Linked DNA regions of Homo sapiens: region 2 is linked to region 1. Evidence: chromatin loops called from intact Hi-C (ENCODE). Cell type or tissue: endothelial cell of umbilical vein. All regions are shown on one strand. Each heading gives the region's core, and the rest is flanking DNA. Links, peaks and the distances in the headings are about the cores only.

The links. A loop is a pair of places that touch in the nucleus more often than their neighbours do. Peaks named below come from ENCODE experiments on the same cell type or tissue, not always from the same donor. Only the 100,000 strongest peaks of a DNase experiment are listed, where the experiment ranks them.
Region 2: a loop joins it to region 1, with 4 times the contacts of the local background. A loop is called at or near these places in 2 of 110 quality-filtered maps.

Annotation. Positions count from the first base shown.
Region 1 is chr13:110,336,728-110,346,001 of GRCh38, forward strand. All of the region lies in intron 3 of COL4A2 (collagen type IV alpha 2 chain), which reads left to right. It overlaps MIR8073 (microRNA 8073), which reads left to right and starts at 4,231; the gene lies at 4,231-4,302. RefSeq lists enhancers at 1,431-1,932, 5,476-6,425, 6,426-7,374 and a silencer at 4,335-4,404. In endothelial cell of umbilical vein, for the core only: no CTCF peak of the experiment used is centred there; DNase peaks (open chromatin) are centred at 2,104, 4,494 and 5,084; H3K27ac peaks cover 4,591 bases.
Region 2 is chr13:110,217,895-110,227,168 of GRCh38, forward strand. The region is part of intron 2 of COL4A1 (collagen type IV alpha 1 chain); the gene reads right to left. Among named protein-coding and RNA genes, the nearest start is that of COL4A1, 85 kb to the right of the region's middle. In endothelial cell of umbilical vein, for the core only: a CTCF peak has its summit at 4,497 (motif pointing right); DNase peaks (open chromatin) are centred at 4,527 and 8,437; H3K27ac peaks cover 1,075 bases.

The DNA of each region.
Region 1 (9,274 bases), core at 953-8,952:
GAGGATGTTTGAACATATTATATACAGAGCCTTGACCCCAGGGCCTTATTCCTGAAGCTTTCGTTGATCAGCTTCTGGGAAGCCTCCAGCAAAGGCAGTTCTTCCTCTGCTCCCTCTGAAGCAGTTCATGGGAAGAGTCACCACATTCAGCCTGGGGCTGGCATCCTCTGGACAACATCCATTCCCACGTGGCCTGGGTTGCCTCTGTGCTCCTTCACGGGACACTCACACCAGTTCCTATACAGGTTACATCAGAAGTTCCCAAATGTTGCTCTGGGTACTGCACTGGTTAGCAATGCAGTTTTCAAAGTTCCAAGGAGAAATGAGGGGAAATGAGGAAAACAGACTGCGTTTATCTATGGATGCTGATGCTGTTTTGTACACGTAGGACGTATAATATATGCTCACTGCATTCAATCCGTAAGCCTGTAGGCCAGTGACAGTTGCAGTCCTGGCGCTCTGATTCCGCGGTTCTGGAATGGGGCATGGGCGCCGGAAGTTTTAGAAGCACCCGGCATGATGCTGATCACAGCCAAGTTTGGAAACCACTGGGCTCGTGTGAAGGACACTGTACCCTGCTGTTTGGAATCATAAACGTAAGATTTAAAATGGGCTTTCCTAACTAATAAGTGCCAGTGAGGGCTCAACAGCTGATGGGCAGTGGAGTCCAGAGTGATGGTCCCAGCAAGCGTTCCAGCGGCATCTGCCAAGGCTGGAAGCTGTTGCCAGGCTCGAGCCAGAGCAGCATGGGCAGGAAGCTCCTGATGGGCAGTGGAAGTGAGATTGGACCAGCGTCAGAGGGCGGATGTACTGGTGGCAGGCTCAGAGAGGGTTGCCTTGGGATTCACAAAGCATGGCCCATGGTGTCCAGACTGGGGGCTTTTGAAGGCTTAGGCTGATGTTCCCCCTTAGCCACACCCTTGCTATCCAAAAGGTCCTGCTCCACATCTGACCGCAAGCAGCCCTCTGACACAGTGCTGGAGGCTCTAAGAATCTGAAGTCTGCCTGTCCCAGGGAAGTCCCTGCAGCAGGTTCTGCTGTGTGTGTCTGTGTCCCCAAGACATTTTTCAGGACAGCTTTGGGAAAAGCACTTTTTAACTGTTAAAAATAGAGAGAGCATTGATACTTGTGAAGATATATGTACTCACTAAAATATATGCAGTGAGCATATATTCACTAAATGAACATGCATTGAAAGTAAACAGCATGATGCCAAGGGCTTGAAGTTCCTTTTCTTGTTGCTTTGTAGGTTAATGAGGCCAGGGGTGTGGATTAACAGTATTCTGGAATCACACAAAACTCTCCAAAGGAACCATTTATGCCACCGTGATAGGAACTGCGTATTGCTCACTTGGATCCTAAGCTGATTTTTAAATTAGATCTTTCCGTGATCCCTTGTTGAGTCTGTTTCATGTGCATTTTATTATATTCTATAAATATTTCACTAGTTGTTTCTAATAATTAGAGAAAAAGTGTCTTTCATCAATTTAAGAGAGAAGGGAATAGTCTGTTAAGGCTGAGCAGTTACTGCATATGAAGGCTCCAATGGTGAGCTTCTACCATTAGCTGGCAAAAAAGAGCAAAAATGCAATGGAAAACAGTGAGGGAGAGAGAGAGAGAAAGAGAGAGAGAGGAGAGAGGCACAGTTACTGAGCCATGTGGCCAACTATTAAAACTAGGAGAAAAGACACAGAAAATGTTGTGTGTGGGGGGGGGTGGGGGTAAAATGCTCCCCCTGAAGAGCACTGAGGCTCTAGGGAGCCCGTTAAACCCAGATAATTCTACTAGAGCAGGAGGGAGCTGGCCTGGGCCTTCCCAGTTAGCACTCACTGAAAACAACGGGCCTCTGCCGAGAAGCTAAACCTGGGACCCCAGGGATGGTTTATCTGGAAGATTAGGGGAGAAACGTGCAAGGCAGCCAAGGCAATCCAGCCATCTCTGCAGCTGGGAAAAGGAGTGATTGTTTTCCTGAGCTGCTAGCCTGGATTTGCAGAAGGAAAGAATGCCTTGTTTCTGTCCCCTGAAGACGCAAGCTGAAAAAATGTCTGGCTGCTCTTCGCCGCCCTCCCAGGTTCTCTCCCACAGCCAAGAACGACTGGCTGCTGCCCTGAGCCGGGAGGTCACAACGCTTGTGGAGTAAGGAGCTCGGGTTTTTGTTTGGGGCTTTGTTTTGTTTTCTTAAGTATCTGCAGGACAATGTTTGGAAGAGTCGTATGCCCCATAAAAGGAAGAAAATGGTGCTCTTGGATTGTAATCAGTGACTTGTGGTTGGCAGTTATGCCTCTGCCTTCAGTACTGCAGGCCTGTGCCTTCCACGGACCTTCCCTAACATCATTTCTGGAGATGATGGGGCCAGCTCTTTAAGAAACTATTTTTTCACGTTATCATGTGGTAAGAACAGAGATGAACCTCAGAGATGAAGAGTGTGATTGAGCTCAGAGAAACTTCAGTGACTTGATTTTAAATGGGCCAAACAGTTGGATTTCTTTTACCTTTTGTGCAGAAAGCCTTCGTTTAGAGAAAAGAGGACTGAATTCTGATGGACAGTAGGTGTGGGAGGGGCAGCATGTTATCACAATAGCATCGTGATGAGATTCCTGGATGGAGGGAATCACTGGTGCTTGCATATTTGGGGCTTCATCTTAGGGAAGTTCCCTAAAATCTCTGTAGCACCCAGTTTTCGTGGGAAGAATGTCGTGGGAGCAGGGGCTTCCCTGACCTTGGAAGCCTGGCCGGTCAGTCTCAAACGAGTTTACTGCCTCCGACCCAATTGTGAGGACTGAGCCAGAGGGAGTGCATGTCAGCCTCAGCCTCCAGCAGCACAGCCCCTTTCTCTACAAGCCTCAGATATAGGGGAAAAAAAACAAAAACAGAGTCAAAAGTAGGTCTTCATTAATAAAAGACTGGGATCTCCCAGAATTAATCATCTTGCTCATCTTTTCCAGTTCTGGAAATCTGATCTTTGAACCTGGTATCCTCAGTCTTAGCACAATACCTGGGACCATAATAGATGCTCAGTAAACTTGGTGGGAGGAAAAAATCAAAGAAGGAGTCAAAATAGAGGTGCTCGGTGCCGAGGAGTTGCTAACCTGGACCATCCAAATAATGACAGTCTGTGGCACTTCAGAAGCATTCCAGAAATGGAACAATGGCACTCCATGAAGCTGTATAAACTCATAATGTATCCTGTAACTAACCCAGTATAGAACAGTAACACTGTTTACACTGATTGGAAGGAAGAAGGTTCATCCTGGCGGTTTATGACATTGCCAGAATGGCTTGAATCCTTGAGGGTGGGTGACAGGTAGAGTGGATAATAAATGGGCCTCCTGGTTCACAGAGCCTGAGAACCTCTCACCCAATGGGCACCTGGTGCCCCTGCAGAGTCCAGTCTAAGAGGACAATTTTTTTTTTCAGATGTAGTCTTGTTCTGTTGCCCAGGTTGGAGTGCCTGATCTCAGCTCACTGCAGCCTCCGCCTCCTGGGTTCAAGCAGTTCCCTGCCTCAGCCTCCCTGGTAGCTGAGATTATAGGTGCACGCCACCACACCCGGCTAATTTTTGTATTTTTAGTAGAGATGCGGTTTCACCATCTTGGCCAGGCTGGTGTTGACGTCCTGACCTCGTGAGCCACCGCGCCCAGCCAAGGACAATTTACTCTAGCCACAGATATGGCCATGGTCCTCATGTAAGCTGACTACAAATACAGCAAATCCACCTTTCCAAAGACTTCATTCTAAAGATGTAAAAGAACAAAAAGAGATAAAGGAAGAGGATGAGAAGACTTGAGAAGAGTGGAAGTGTAGAAAGAAAATGTTTAAGGTTCATCCCCTCCCCACCTTGGGGAGTTCCTTTGGCAGCATCTTCTGAAGGGTACTTCTCCTAGCCCAGGGGCAGAAAGATCCAGTCTTTTGGGGCAGCTGCGGAAGAAAGGAGAGCAGTCCTGTAGCTCATGAAGACATTACGAAGCACAAAGAACTGCACAGGGACAGAGAGTCTTTAGGGTCTCGAGCTCACTCTATGTCCTTGGCTGTTAAGTTCCCCGAGAGCAAACCCCAGCTTCTCGCTTGCTTCAGGCTCTGCATGTGTGAGTGTGACCCTTGGGTACTCTCGGGGCGTTTTCAGCCATGCGATTCTGGGGACTTCAGAGGACTCTGTTCCTTTCTGACTCGTGTTCCGGCGTCTGTGGATTGCTCCCAACAGGAGGAGGAGTATTGTCTATTAAGGGAAAAGATTTCAGTGACCTGGCAGCAGGGAGCGTCGTCAGTGTTTGACTGTTTATGGTATGTCAGGGAGCTGGTTCCTGGCAGTGGCTTCCCCAGGGGTGGGGAGGGGTGTGCTGGGGGTGACAGGAAGCACTGAATCACGACAGAGAAGGGAAAGAAGCCCGCCCGCCACTTCCGGTGTTCACTGAGCAGGTCGGTGGCCAGCGCTGCCTTCGCATCAGAACCCCATTTTAAAACACATCCAAGCGCGTGGCGTCATCGGGACGACGGGCTTCTCCCCAGTAGAGTGTCAGACCAACACCGCCCTGCACAAAGCTCTGTGTTCCCTGCTTTCTGTCATGTTCCCACCCATAGCCAGAAATCCCAGCTGCTGGCCGTCCAGCCCCTATGGAGCAGTGACTAAGGGTGGCTGTGGGACTCACTCACGAGCCTTAGGTTGGGTGTACATAGTTTGTGGCTGATTAGGTGTTGTTAAGGATTTACTGTTCAGGGCTGTTGATTTCTGCCACTGGCTTGTCTTCTCCCAAGGACAAGGGGCCTGCCTATTGGCTTTTAGATCTTAGCACTTAGCAGACTCTCAGAAGTGTTTGCTAGAGGACGTTTTCTGGGGAATGTCCACCTGCACTGATGAAAACAACTCAGTAACAACTCCACTTTGAGAGGAGCAGAGCAGGAGCCTTCCTTAGGTGTGCGTAAGGGGATACCGGCTTTAAAGACGCCAGGCTGAGTTGCTGTGTCAGGATTGATTCTTTACTTCTCCATCTGGAGGTGTTTCTGCTTTATCAGTTTCTCCTTGTTTCCAGCTCTGTCTCGCTGCCAGAGGGCCGACGTTTCCTGGCTTTTGTTGTACTGTGGCACACAGTCTGTTTTGAAAGGACAGGAGCATAATAAAAGCGGATATGAAAGAAGGGCCAGATGACATCACATAGAATACTGGAGGAAGTCCGCGTTTGTGGATGTTTATAATCTCAGCATGTTAGTTGTTTGTAATATGATAAGAGCACTTTTGATACATAGGAGGACTACAAGCCTTGTTGCTTAGACAGGACTCACGAATTTTTATCTTAGGCTCATAGTGACGAACAGAGAATGGGGATCTTGGCCTGGATCCCAAGTGACCCTGGCTCATTGGTTGACCTCGGGTACAAGATTCGGCATAGATGAGCCATTTAAATTGTGCCTAAGCCAGCTACTCATTGAATTTTTTAAAAGAAAGAGAGAGATAGAATAAAGAAAGCTAAGAATTTGACTTATTAGAGATGAATTAGCTTACTAAATTTTTTCCTTTTGAAATCTTACTTCAGAGAAATTGATGGTACCTAGAACTTAACATTAAATCAAGTAAGACCCTTTTAAGGTGAATTCTGGAAGCCATATAGAGTCAGCATTATATGCATGCTTACTCAGTGAAAATCCTAAAGCATGCAAGTGTCTCCATAAAGAGCAATCTCCTTGAACAATAACAGTGTTGACACCTGCTGTTCCCCAGGTCTGTATCGTGAGATGGAAATACACCAGCATCTTCCCCCACTAGGGGAAGATGATAAAATGCAGGTTAAGAACATGGACCATGGATGCTGGGTACTTCCTGCCGGGAGCCGGGCACTATCCTCACCTCTTCCCGTGGGTTAATCTCCTTTCATCCTAACGGCAACCCCAGGAGGCAGGAACAGTAGGTTCTACCCATTTTTTAAATGAGGACCCTGCAGGGCATGTGGGATGAGCATTCCTCACAAGACCGCCCCCACGAAACATGGCCTGGAGCCCGGGCACCCTTGGTCCAAAGCAAATCAAGTTTCTCCCAAACACAGTGCCATTCAGAGCAAACCAAATCTGCAGCACTGGAGACCCGCACACCCGACTGGAAGCTTAGGGCAGGGCAAAGGCACAAGACAGCATCATAGCACTCTGGAGCCCAGGAAGAACCCATCTTCTTGCAAACACTCCAGATTAAGCGTAAAAAGACTAGAAAAATCAACTGTCTTCATGCACTGGTATAGGAGAGCAGGGTAGAGCTGGCTCCTAAAATTTCACACTCAGGAGACTCTAAAAATCGTGCTCAAACCTAAAAATGTGTGCATGCTAATTCCAAATTAGCCTTATCGACAGAGGTTAGCGTCCAAAACTTGGTCTAACCTAGTCCAGGGAACATGCAATCTTTGCAACTTCATACTGCAGTGACTGTGTGTGTGGTCTCTGATTGTCCATCGAACACAAGAATTAAAATCCCAACAACCTAGTGAGGGGCAGAGAGGAGTGGGATTGAAAATCCACTGTTGAAATATCCAGGTAGATAATCCACTCCCAAATAACGGAGTGCTGCCTGCGCCTGTCCGTACCCAGTGGGTGCTCTCCTCTGCTGGCCCCAGGAGTAGGCGTCTGCTGTGACTTAGAGCAGATTTTATGCACAGACCTTCTTCCAGGCAGAGAAAAAACTACCGAGTGTGAGTTCACAGCAAAGGCATCCTCGATCCCTGCTGATGTGGGAAGGCATAGGTACACGCCGTCTGAAAGCTGCCAGGCGTGATTCACTTGGCAGCGTACCTCCAGGAGAAAGGGCGGGGCAGAAATTCAGAAATTCTAACCCAGAAGCCAGGCCAGCAGGTAGGTAAAGTGGCTGTCGCATGGGTGTGGTGTTGTCCATGGCCCCAAAGCCCCTGGGACTTTGATGGTCAAGTTTGCAAAGATAAAGCTGCAGGCACCTGAGGCTGAGCCTGCCCGGGCAGCGCAGCGCTGCTGTGTGCCAATGCAAACGGGGACCTTCCTTGCCTAGACCAGTCTTCACCAACCAGAACAGAAATCTTATTGTATTCTGAAAAAGGATTCCTGGATCTCTTTCATTCCATGCTTTTCAGATTTTTTTCTCCCAAATTTAGCACAGAGGGCAGGTTTTGAACAGAACTCTTAAACTGAAGGTACTTCTCTGGAATAAATAGCTTCAAGAGATGGACCCACTTTGTTTATTACCAACAGGGCTAAATATTTACCTTAGACCTATATGCCAATACTAACCACATACACATTTTCATTCATTGCCAAAGAATACCAAGAACTGGCATGCCGTATAAATAATTAAAATTTAGTGTAGATAATGTGTGAGGTAATGCTTATATTAGATGATGTCTCGGTGAACTCTCTCCCTAACGAAACAGAAGAAAAACAACATAGCTCATAAATATGTAAGGGTATTTATTCTAAATGTAACATGTGAAACTCTTCACTGCATGTGTACCTATGAGTCTGAAAACTCACTTCTAACTATGATTACATTGATGGCCTCTTGAACAAGAGTTAAAAGCTCCTTGTAACTTGTTCTTCTCAACACGGAGACAGAACAAAATCCCTCAGGCTATTAAAAGGATGACATGACAAATAGCCTTCATAAAAGATGGTCTTTTATGCAGCCAATTTTCTTATTAGTTATTTGACGACAACATTGAGGTTTAAATGAGTAGCCAATGAGAGAATATTGAAGTAGGCTGTTTGTTACAGCACATCTCCTCTAACTCATACTTGCTGATAGGTAATTGGAACAGAAGAGAATGATGTCAGTATGAGATGGAAGTCATGTTAGTTCATGCGTGACATTTTTCCCAGCATGGTGTTTGTACCACTGAGTAACAGGATAGCTGAGGGTAAGTAGAAGAATACACATCAGCACAGCAAACTGTCAAGGAATGGAACTCTATACGAGACCCCAGGGCCGCAGTATTCTCTCTCTTGCCTCGCTCAGGCCACATACTCTCCTTAGAAATGCTTTCTCCACAGCTCTTCCCAATCTTTGGTCATCCTGTCCTTGCTCTCTGCAGTGTAGCAGTCTCAGCACTTCCTTACACCCCCTTCTATGAAACTATGCCATCACTTTTCTTCAAGATAAACTGTTTTATTTACTGCAATATTTCTTTACTTGAGAAGTTAACATGTCCATTAAACTGTGCTATTATTTGTATTAGGATTGCTACCAATTTTATTAAGGCCCTAGTTACAAAGTTGCATCGGTATTGAGTGGTCTGCCCCAGCTCTGTTTTTCCCATGGACCTCGGTGGTTTGCTGTGTGGTTTTGCAGAGTGTGAGAATTTTTCAGAAACAGTCATATACTGTGTTACAGCAGAAAAGCCTGTTCTTAAAAAGAATGAGTGGGGACTAGATGTGAATCAATGTGATTTGACTTTCTTCTTCCCAAGGTGAGTGGCTGGTGTGTTTGAGTTGGTCTTGACTACACTGACAAGGAAGGTGAGGGTATGGAGGACATTCCAAGCTGAAGGAACAGTGTGTACAAACGCAAGTTCTTTGCGAGGATGGAACTTCAGAGGTGTTCATACTCAATGCATTGAAAATCCTCACATTCCCTCAGCATGTAAAATAAGTGATTAAGCATTCCGCTGTAGTTGAAAGAAAAAGAGACTTTGAAAGTGGAGGGAACAGTGGATGCAGGGGAGCAGAACCCCAGTCGGCGGGTCTCAGGAGAAGCGAAGCCTGCTGTTCCTGGGAAGCAGTGGGGTGCAGGAATCAGAGGACAGCAGATGCTGGCTTCACACCCTCACCTTCCCTATGGGTACAGTCGAGGCCTCCTCAAACACACCAGCCACTCACCTGGGAAAGAAGAAAGTCAGACTCACATTGATGCACATCTCGTCCTCACCCGTTCTTTTTAACCTGATATGGGCTCTCAACTAAAGGGTTAATACCAGAAGCACCCACCTAGCTAAGTACCGACCTAGACAGCCATTAGTGATTTACAAAAACATGAAGGGTGGCCATCTATATTAGGGGTGGAGAAGGACAGGGGGCAAGGGAAGGTGGTTTCTGGCAATTGGTCCACTGACACACCCCCAGCTGCTGTGTGGGACAGAAGTCACGTGAGTCAGATAGCAACACCCAGGCTCTCATCTTGTTCCATCTCATCTGTGCCTGGGCATGTGTACCTGTGCACAGGGGGACCACCTTCTGCAAGGTAGCTGGGGTGCGTGTTAGTTCTCAGAATAGTGCCAGCTGTGTGTCCACTTCATGATGACATCAAGAAGATGGGCTTTGGGATCCTGCCCACACC
Region 2 (9,274 bases), core at 872-8,871, 120 kb before region 1:
TATCTAAAGCAAGCATATACTTTTTAAAAAATCCTTAAAATGCGTGGATAGAAAGTCATTTTATAATACCCAATTATTTCCCTTCCTCTTCCAATGCTTGTAGAAACAAGTTCATGATTCAGGAAAGCAAATACTCTAATAAGCTTCCGTCATAGCTAAGTCAGAAATTCAAATACAAATCAAATACCCAGGACAGCTGAAGTTAAAATAGCATGAAGCTTCTAAATGTGGGGGGAAAATATAATTACCAACAACAAAAACTGATGTTAACACAAAATATACCTAGAATAAGCAGTCATCAAAATTCTTACTGTCAAAGGCCTGTTTCAGTGGCTGACATGGAATCCATATCTTTAAATCAAAATTTTAATGGATTTTTCCAATCTGAAATATTAGGATCACGGATCTTCACAATGGACTGAAGCACACACAGAGATGCTGCCAGCTCTCGGGGGCTTCCTCTACGCACGGAATGAGTACGGGTACCGGGTTTGGTACTGAGCACTGAGTGTACTGGGTATGGCAGCCTCCATGTGCTGGGTGCATCCAAGGGAAACAAGCAATGCTTATCAGGGAAACTGCAATTCCTTCTCCACCTCAACCCTGTAACTTCTTCACAGGCAATGAAATTGTTTTATTCATTCATGGTGTTTGAATTCAATAAAATGTCATGGGATGCTGAACTAGCCAATTGCATAACATGACGCTCAGCATGAGGTAGGATTCCACATACGAATCCTAAAAACTTTAAGAGGTAGTGAAAGGTTACTGGGCAGGACAGGACCCCCGTCGCCTTTGCAGTCCAAGCATTCTAGGCACCATTCCAGACTGGCTGGAGTCCGCAGCAGTGGCTGAGAGGTGCAGGGCAAGCTGCGTTCGGGACCACGATGGCCCTGCTGCTGCTTTCTGTCATCTAGCGCCTCGAGATTTCCATTTACGAGCAGACTGCAAATCATTCAGGGAATGAAAGCCCTCACATTTGAAGCCAGAGCTCACCAAGTATCCAGTGAAAGGGAAATGATGTCAAGGATGGGTCACAGTCAGTGGGTGACTGCAGAACTCTTTCCGAAATTCCACAAGGCCAACTCCTTGAGCCCAACCACCATCAGAAGAGACATCAGAAGAGACATCTGCAGGACCATTTCCTGAATGCCGCCGCTGGGAAAGGGGTGGGAAAGCTGCGGTGGGTGCCGCGGGGTCATGGAAAACTCTGTGGCGAGGCCCCGCCGGGAGCTCCCTCCACACCATGAGGCTTGACGTCAGGGCAGGAATACTGCCACCACAGTTTGAGGGGGGACAGATGCAAGGAGATCCCCTAGAGGGTCTGCTTTGCCTAAGAGGAAGGCGTGAGTGCTCACTCTCCTTTGCTCTATGAGACATACAACTGAACTCTTAAAAGGATGTATATGTGTTCACTAGAAGTATGTGAATGAAATTTAACAGTGTGGATTGTTGCACTTAGCAGCTACATTTATCATTACTATTATTTCTTGCATTTAAATATTTAACATTAAAGCAGCAAAGATTAAACCAATCATGCATAAAAAGCGTGGCTGCAAATCTGTATCTTCTTCCCGAAATTCTCATTTTCTCCCTCCAGCCCAGACGTCTAGCTTGAGACAGTGAATATCAGGAAATGTGTGCAGTGGCCCTCCATCAACTATGTGGGTATACGCAAGAGCTTGAGCAGCACATACAGACGCACCTCAGCTTATGATGGGGTATGTCCCAATAAGCCCATTGTAAGTTGAAAATATATATATATATGTATATATATATATATGTGTATATATATGTATATATATGTATATACATATGTGTATATATATGTGTGTATATATATGTATATACATATGTGTATATATGCGTATATATGTATATATATGCGTATATATGTGTATATATGTATATATGTGTATATATGTATATATATGTATGTATGTATATATGTGTATATATATGTATATATGTGTGTGTATATATGTATATATATGTGTGTATATATATGTATATATATGTGTGTATATATATGTATGTATATGTGTGTGTATATATACACATACATACATATACATATATATATATATATATTTGAGGCAGGGTCTCACTCTGTCACTGAGGCTGGATTGCAGTGTTACTATCTTGGCTCACTGCAACCTCAGCCTCCGCAGTAGCTGGGATTATAGTAGTGTGCCACCATGCGCCGCTAATTTTTGTATTTTTAGTAGAGACGGGGTTTCGCCATGTTGGCCAGGCTGGTCTTGAACTCCTAACCTCATGTGATTTGTCCGCCTTGTCCTCCTAAAGTGCTGGAATTACAGGCGTGAGCTACTGCACCCAGCCCAATAGAAAATATTTTTAACTCAAAAACACATTTAATACACCTAACCTACCCAACATCATAGCTTAGCCTAGCCATCCTTAAACATGCTCAGAAAACTTAAACACTGGCCTACGTTAGGCAAAATGGTCTAACACAAAGCCTGTTTTATAATAAAGTGTTTAATATCTTGTGTAATTTATCAAATTCTGTATCAAAAGTGAAAACCAGAACGGCTTGTGGCTCCTGACTGGCATTGCAAGAGTTGCCTATCGCACAATGCTAGCCCAGGAAAAGATCAAAATTCAAAGTTTTTATCTTTTGAATTTTGATCTTTCAAAATCCATGACTTTCAGATATCATGAGAGCTGTTCTATTTCTAGGAGACTTCGGGACTTGTCCTGCCTCTTCTAAAGCACGTGGGGTTGTTTGGGCAAGTTCCTCATTTCATGGGCCTCCACCGTCCTCCTTCTGACTATCATTAGCTTGGTTCTGACTACTCCCAAGGCTGCCGATGATGGAGATGAGCAAATCTGTGTGAAGAATGGGAGAGAACTCAGTGCTGGAGTCTCCTGGCCGAAAGAACAGTGGCTGGGGTCTGAGGGGTGGGAGCTGGGCTGGATAAACTAGAAGTGAAAATGCCTTCCTCCGTATGGCCAAGCCTGGACTACAACTTTTATACTGGACTTCTGGCCCCAGGATTCTTGAGTGGAAAATCCCAAGCCCTCACGATAAGGTCCATGTGATGAAGAAGGTCCACCCTGTGCTCAGCGAAAGCCTGCCTGCAGCTATAGCATTTAATGCAGAATTGTCTCCAGGTGTCCATGTTCAAGGAGAGATTTCTATTGGACAAATCCTGATGTTGAAACATTATCTGAGCCCATGATGAATTCTGGCACAATTCTAGGCTCAAGTATTCTAATATGAATTTTAACATTCACTATGAAGTTGACTGACAGAGCTGAACACTCAAGTCATATGTAATCCAAAGCTAGAAGGCGATGGTTACAAAGGAGATGCACAGTGAATATTTCTGATAGATCCACATTTACAAAGAAATAAAACCATAGATATTTTCTGATCCATGAAAATCCACTTTGCACATCAGCTTAAAAGAAAAAAATGAATTAAAAAGAGTCCTTCAGAAAATACTTTCTAAAGAACTATCATTCAACACAAGAATAACTCAAGGGGGCCCTCAGTATGGTCTTCTTATAAACAATTTAAAAGTTCCCCGAAAGCCATCCAAAAGCAAACAAACCATCTGACGTCCCCGATCCAGTAAAAATGTTCTAGGAGAACTGAGTGCTGATAAATTACTGGCAGCCAAAAAAAATCTTAAAAATTTCCAAAGGTCTTTAAATCTTACCAAAGTTCCAGACATTTGTCCATGATGAAAGTGGAGACTCACTCATGGAAGCGCACAGTAAAGCTGTGAGCAGCAGCAAAGGTCTCCAGAGGCAACTATTATCTTCAAGAGTTTTTTCTTATCTTTTTTCAGAAAAAACAGTCCAAAATGCTCTCATTAATTCTTACTCCAAAGCAGTACTCCGTTTCAAATATTGTTAAACAGAACCATTTTAAGTCAGTCCCCCAGAGCAGTCAGATTTCCACGTTGGAAAGGAAGAAAAATATGATGATGATCTTTTTCCAAAGGCTTGTGAACCTGCTCAGTCAGATTCCACGTGTGCCTGCGCTCAGGCAGCGCGTCTGTCATCAACAGCTTAATTCCGTTTTCGCATCAAACCACACCAGCAGACAGTGCGTTCTCTGGAAACACTTGTATTTTCCTGGCTCCGGGCTCCATCAACAACACATTCAAATGCCCATGTGAAGGGCCAAGCTCCTGGTCGGGGCGTCCGTAGACACCCACCCTTCATCCACCTCCAGGCACCTGCGACCCACACAGCAGCACCCCAGGGCCCTGGCACCCCTCAGCACATTCGAGAGCGCTGCCTTCATGTGAAACAGGCACATTCACACCCTCCCCGGCGGGCCCTGGCACCTCAGACACACCCATGGGATCTCAGCCAAGCACCCCCTTGTTGAAGAAGTACTCAGACACTGAATGATCTGGAGAAAACCCAAACTCTGGCAGACAGTGGATCCAGCCCGTGACAGGCCCGGGCGGAGGAACCAACGGCCTCAATCAGGGCTTGGGTGAGGAGTCTCCGTGGGCTGCAGCTGCTCGCCACTAGAGGGAGCTCTGGGACTATACATTTTCCCCCAAATAAACTAAACCTCCCTGGTGGACCTTAAAGAATTAAGGCTTTTTCAGGCCGGGCGCGGTGGCTCACGCCTGTAATCCTAGCACTTTGGGAGGCCGAGGCGGGTGGATCACGAGGTCAGGAGATCGAGACCATCCTGGCTAACATGGTGAAACCCCGTCTCTACTAAAAATACAAAAAATTAGCCGGGTGTGGTGGCGGGCACCTGTAGTCCCAGCTACTCGGGAGGCTGAGGCAAGAGAATGGCATGAACCAGGGAGGCAGAGCTTGCAGTGAGCCGAGATCGTGCCACTGCACTCCAGCCTGGGCGACAGAGCCAGACTCTGCTTTAAAAAAAAAAAAAAAAAAAAAAAAAAGAATTAAGGCTTTTTCCTAAATATTCATTGTAGTAATATATTACTATTAAAATATTAAATATTCAGTGCCATTGAACACATTCTGTGGGCGGAGTGAGAGAAATCACTTTGATATGGCCTAAAAGAACTCTATGGTAAATATTTTTAATTAGGATTCAAAATTTAATTAAAATTAAATATAAAAACTAGTAACCTGAATATCGAGGCTATTGCGTTACAGGTAAATGCGGTCAGCCTATAAATAATGAGAATGATGGATATTTTCTGGATAGCATTTTCACATCCATTTTATAAATTGGGAGAGTATTTGAATCTAATGACAATACAGAAAAAATAGCAAATTCAATTTTTAAAATAGCTGTATGGAAATAGAAAATACTGAAAAAATTACATTCTACAAAGCATGCATAAAATAGATACAAATGTAATCACAGGGAGGTCTCTAAGAAACCACTGCTAAACATCCCACTGCCAGTAAAACTTATGTAAAGGTTCTTCTTTGGTCTTCTTCCACTATAAGTTTATAGAAAACTTATGCATTAAGGTAATTTAGTCCATTCTCCTGAGTTTTGCCAATTCTAAAAGAAAAAAAAATCTATCCAGTTTTTTGGATCCCAAAAAAGATGATAACATTCTCTCCTTTGCTTAACCTATCAGCATGAACACTCATTAAAACCAAAATCACAGATGCCTCTTTCTAAACCTACTACCTAACATTCTGTTTCTCAAATATATATTTTTAAAAACATCTTCAAAACGAGAAAAACAGTACAGAAAACAAGTGTTCTGCTACAGGCTTGGAACCTCACTTGCTGCAGCTATGGACGGTGTGGATGGTTGTGCATGTTGCACACTGCAGCAATCAGAGGCCAAAATCAGCCACCGAAGCTAGGTGTTGGCACAGCAGGAGGCCTTTATCTAATATGACAAAGCTGGAAAAAGCCCAGTGGTAGCAAAACCATCCTCCAAATAAGTTGCACAGAGCTCTCTGGGGGTTCCTGCCTGGGTGACACCCCAAGGATGGCAGGACACACCAAGCAAGAGGCAGCCTCCGTGTAGACTTTAGAGGCTTGGTACTGACCTGCCAAGAGTTGGGAAGCCAACTGAGGAATGTCCCTCAAGAGAGCCCTAACCCAGGGCAGGGGCTGAAATGCCCAGTCACCACTGCCAACACTTTGGTTAACTTTTGGTTTTGGATTTTACTTACTCCATTAAAAAAAATATATATGGAATACTATCCTCAAAGACCTAGAAATGCACATGGCATAAATGAATGCTTCCAACTTGAGCTCCAGCCATTGCAGGAATGATCACACTTAGGAGGTGCTGAGAGTCTGCACATGAAATCACGCCTCTGCTCACCAGCACAACCGTCTTTTTTTTTGAAGTTCCATGAAATTTATCACAATTCTAGGTCATGACTTAGTTAAAAGATTTGGGGTAAGAAGAAAGACTGCAGGAACATAAATAATTGATAACAAAATATCAATAAGAGGTTAGCTCTCTTCTGAGTTTGTATAAGAAAAAAATATATATGTTTTTGAGATGGAGTCTTGCTCTGTCATCCAAGCTGGAGTACAGTGGCATGATCTTGGCTCACTGTAACCTCCACCTCCCAGGTTCAAGCGATTCTTGCGCCTTGGCCTCCCAAGTAGCTGGGATTACAGACGTGCACCATCATGCCTGGCTAATTTTTGTATTTGTAGTACAGACAAGGTTTCACCATGTTGGTCAGGCTGGTCTTGAACTCCTGACCTCAGGTAATCCGCCAGCCTCGGCCTCCCAAAGTGCTGGTATTACAGGTGTGAGCCAACGCTCCTGACCTAATTTTTTTTCTTATAAAGACACTTTGCTTTATTTTCATTAGCTCCAAAGCAAGGCCCCTGAGGGTTCGAAAGACATGTTCTACATTAACAGAAATGTTGAAAAATGCCAATTAGTGCCTAAGTACTTAGACAGCCGAGGATGTTATTAACGTGAACTTAATAATGTATGTGGGTGTGGGGCAGCGTTGTGGAACAAAACGAGGACACAGCAAAGGCAGGAAACACCACAAGGTAGGTGATGGATTTTTTTTTTCTTTTTTTGGTCTGTGATAAAAGTAAACTTGAAAATTGCAGATGAAATACTCTGAAGATAAGAATTATAGTTAATAATACAAAAGCATGCAAGACAGTCTTCAGGTTTAAACCTTGAGAGAATTGCTCATTGGCAATTAAGAAAAACCTTTCTTTTTTTTTTCCTTAAAAATGTGTTAGATATAATTATTTATCAAAATTGGGTTTTACAGGTGCCCTGCCAGGGGACATCCAGGGTCCCCATCCTCTGAGTGGTTCCGTAGTCCCTGCGGTTCCCTTGCCAGGGTGTGCAGAGCCGCGTACATAGCACCTCCAGGAGATGCTGGAACCCAGCAGGCAGTGACTGGCATTCCCTCTCGTTCCCTCCCCCCAGCACTTCGAACAGATGGCACAGGGTAGGTACTCAATTAATATTTTCACGACTGGGCCGGGTGCAGTGGCTCACGCCTATAATCCCAGCACTTTGGGAGGCCAAGGCGGGTGGATCACCTGAGGTCAGGCGTTCAAGACCAGCCTGGCCAACATGGTGAAACTTGTCTCTACTAAAAATACAAAAATTAGCCCAGCGTGGTGGCACACGCCTGTAATCTCAGCTACTTGGGAGGCTGAGACAGGAGAATCGCTTGAACCCAGGAAGCAGAGGTTGCAGTGAGCCGAGATCATGCCATTGCACTCCAGCCTGGGTGACAGAGCAGACTCCATCTCAAAAAATAAATAAATAAATAAACAAAAATAAAATATTTTCATGAGTGACTCAGGAAAGATCCCAAGAAAATGATATAAATCTACAAGAGGGTGCAGATTTAGGAATCTTAATTTCAAATGACTGCAAAAACAAGCACCTGCACTCCGGGTGAGCACGCGGAGCTCCGGGCGCCCTGCTTTTCATGCTCTCTCTTCAGTCACTGCATGGATGGGCAAAGAACCTAAGCCTGGAATTCTGGTGCTGGCTCCAGCGCCAACCCCTGGGACGCTCTGAAAATCAGCTTTGCCATCATCTGTAAGTCAGGGATGACTCCACCTGCCTGTTTTACCTGGCAGCATTATTTTAAAAATCAAACGTGCTCAAGTATTCAGTTAAATGCTGTACAAATGGTTCTGAAAGAAACTGGTCTGACTTCACTGCTTTTTAAACACGTAAATATTTTGTGTTTATTCTCACGATTTCTATGTCCAACAAGCCAGCTGCATTTCCTCTGAAGCCACAGAATGTTTTAAAAGAGAATGAAAAGGCCACACTGCTAGTGTTCCCACAAGTCATGACCCAGGAAGTATCTCATTCCTGTTTTTGTGGCTAAGACAGACATAAGAAAATTGGAATTTCTTGAGTATTTAAAAAAGATGACAGTTTCAAGAAACTCCCCCCTTTATCTTATACTCAAGGTTTTGTGTTTTTTCCTTAATAAATATCTCTGTAATTCAGGCAGTTCAAGCATAGAACATTCCATTTATTCTGTCAGGTCAGCCTGGGTCTTAGTAAAGCCACCACACTCCTCCATGGTTAGCCTGGAAGTAGCTAACGACATACACCGGTCTGAAATCCCCAGATTACTTCCTTACCCCCAAGCAAGTTACTTGTCTGTATCTTATCACTGATAACATTTTCCCCCAGCATGCTGCAATAATTTCAATACTCCATTAATCATACTTGGAATCTAAGAGATAAGAACAGTTCCCTTGACTCCCAGATATACAATTGCCAGGTTAAAACTAGACAAACCAACTTTGCCCATAGAATACAAGGTAATCTCAGCAGAGCTGGAGGTTTTACAAAACCCACTATTAGCCTAACCTCATTAATTTGAAAAAGCAGTAGTGAGATCAATCTAAATTAATAAATAACTGAATTTTAATCTCTTTTAAGTAAACACCATTAATTCCTTTAAAACATATACAGTCACCCAAAGAAAGAAATTAAGCCAACATCTTGAAGTTTTTTCTTTTGTGTTTTGCTTAAAATCTTGGTTTTAAAACTGAATAGATAAGAAAAGCATATAATTGCAAACTCAATGCAAAATACCGGTGCTTAATTAAGACAATAAATAGCTACTTCATAAATACTTAAAAATGGTCTTCCCTGAGCTGCTAATCTCTCTTCACCTCAATGCTCTTCATAAAGTTGGCAAGCCTGTTTTCAAAAGATAATATGGAGATATATTTCAATCCAAGGTGTGGCCCAATTATTTAAAAATTTCTATCAGTAAGACCTTATTTAATGCCATTTTCACTATGCCTACTTTGTAGACGTTTTAAAGATTAAACTTACAGTATCATTTCCTGCCTTTTTTTCTT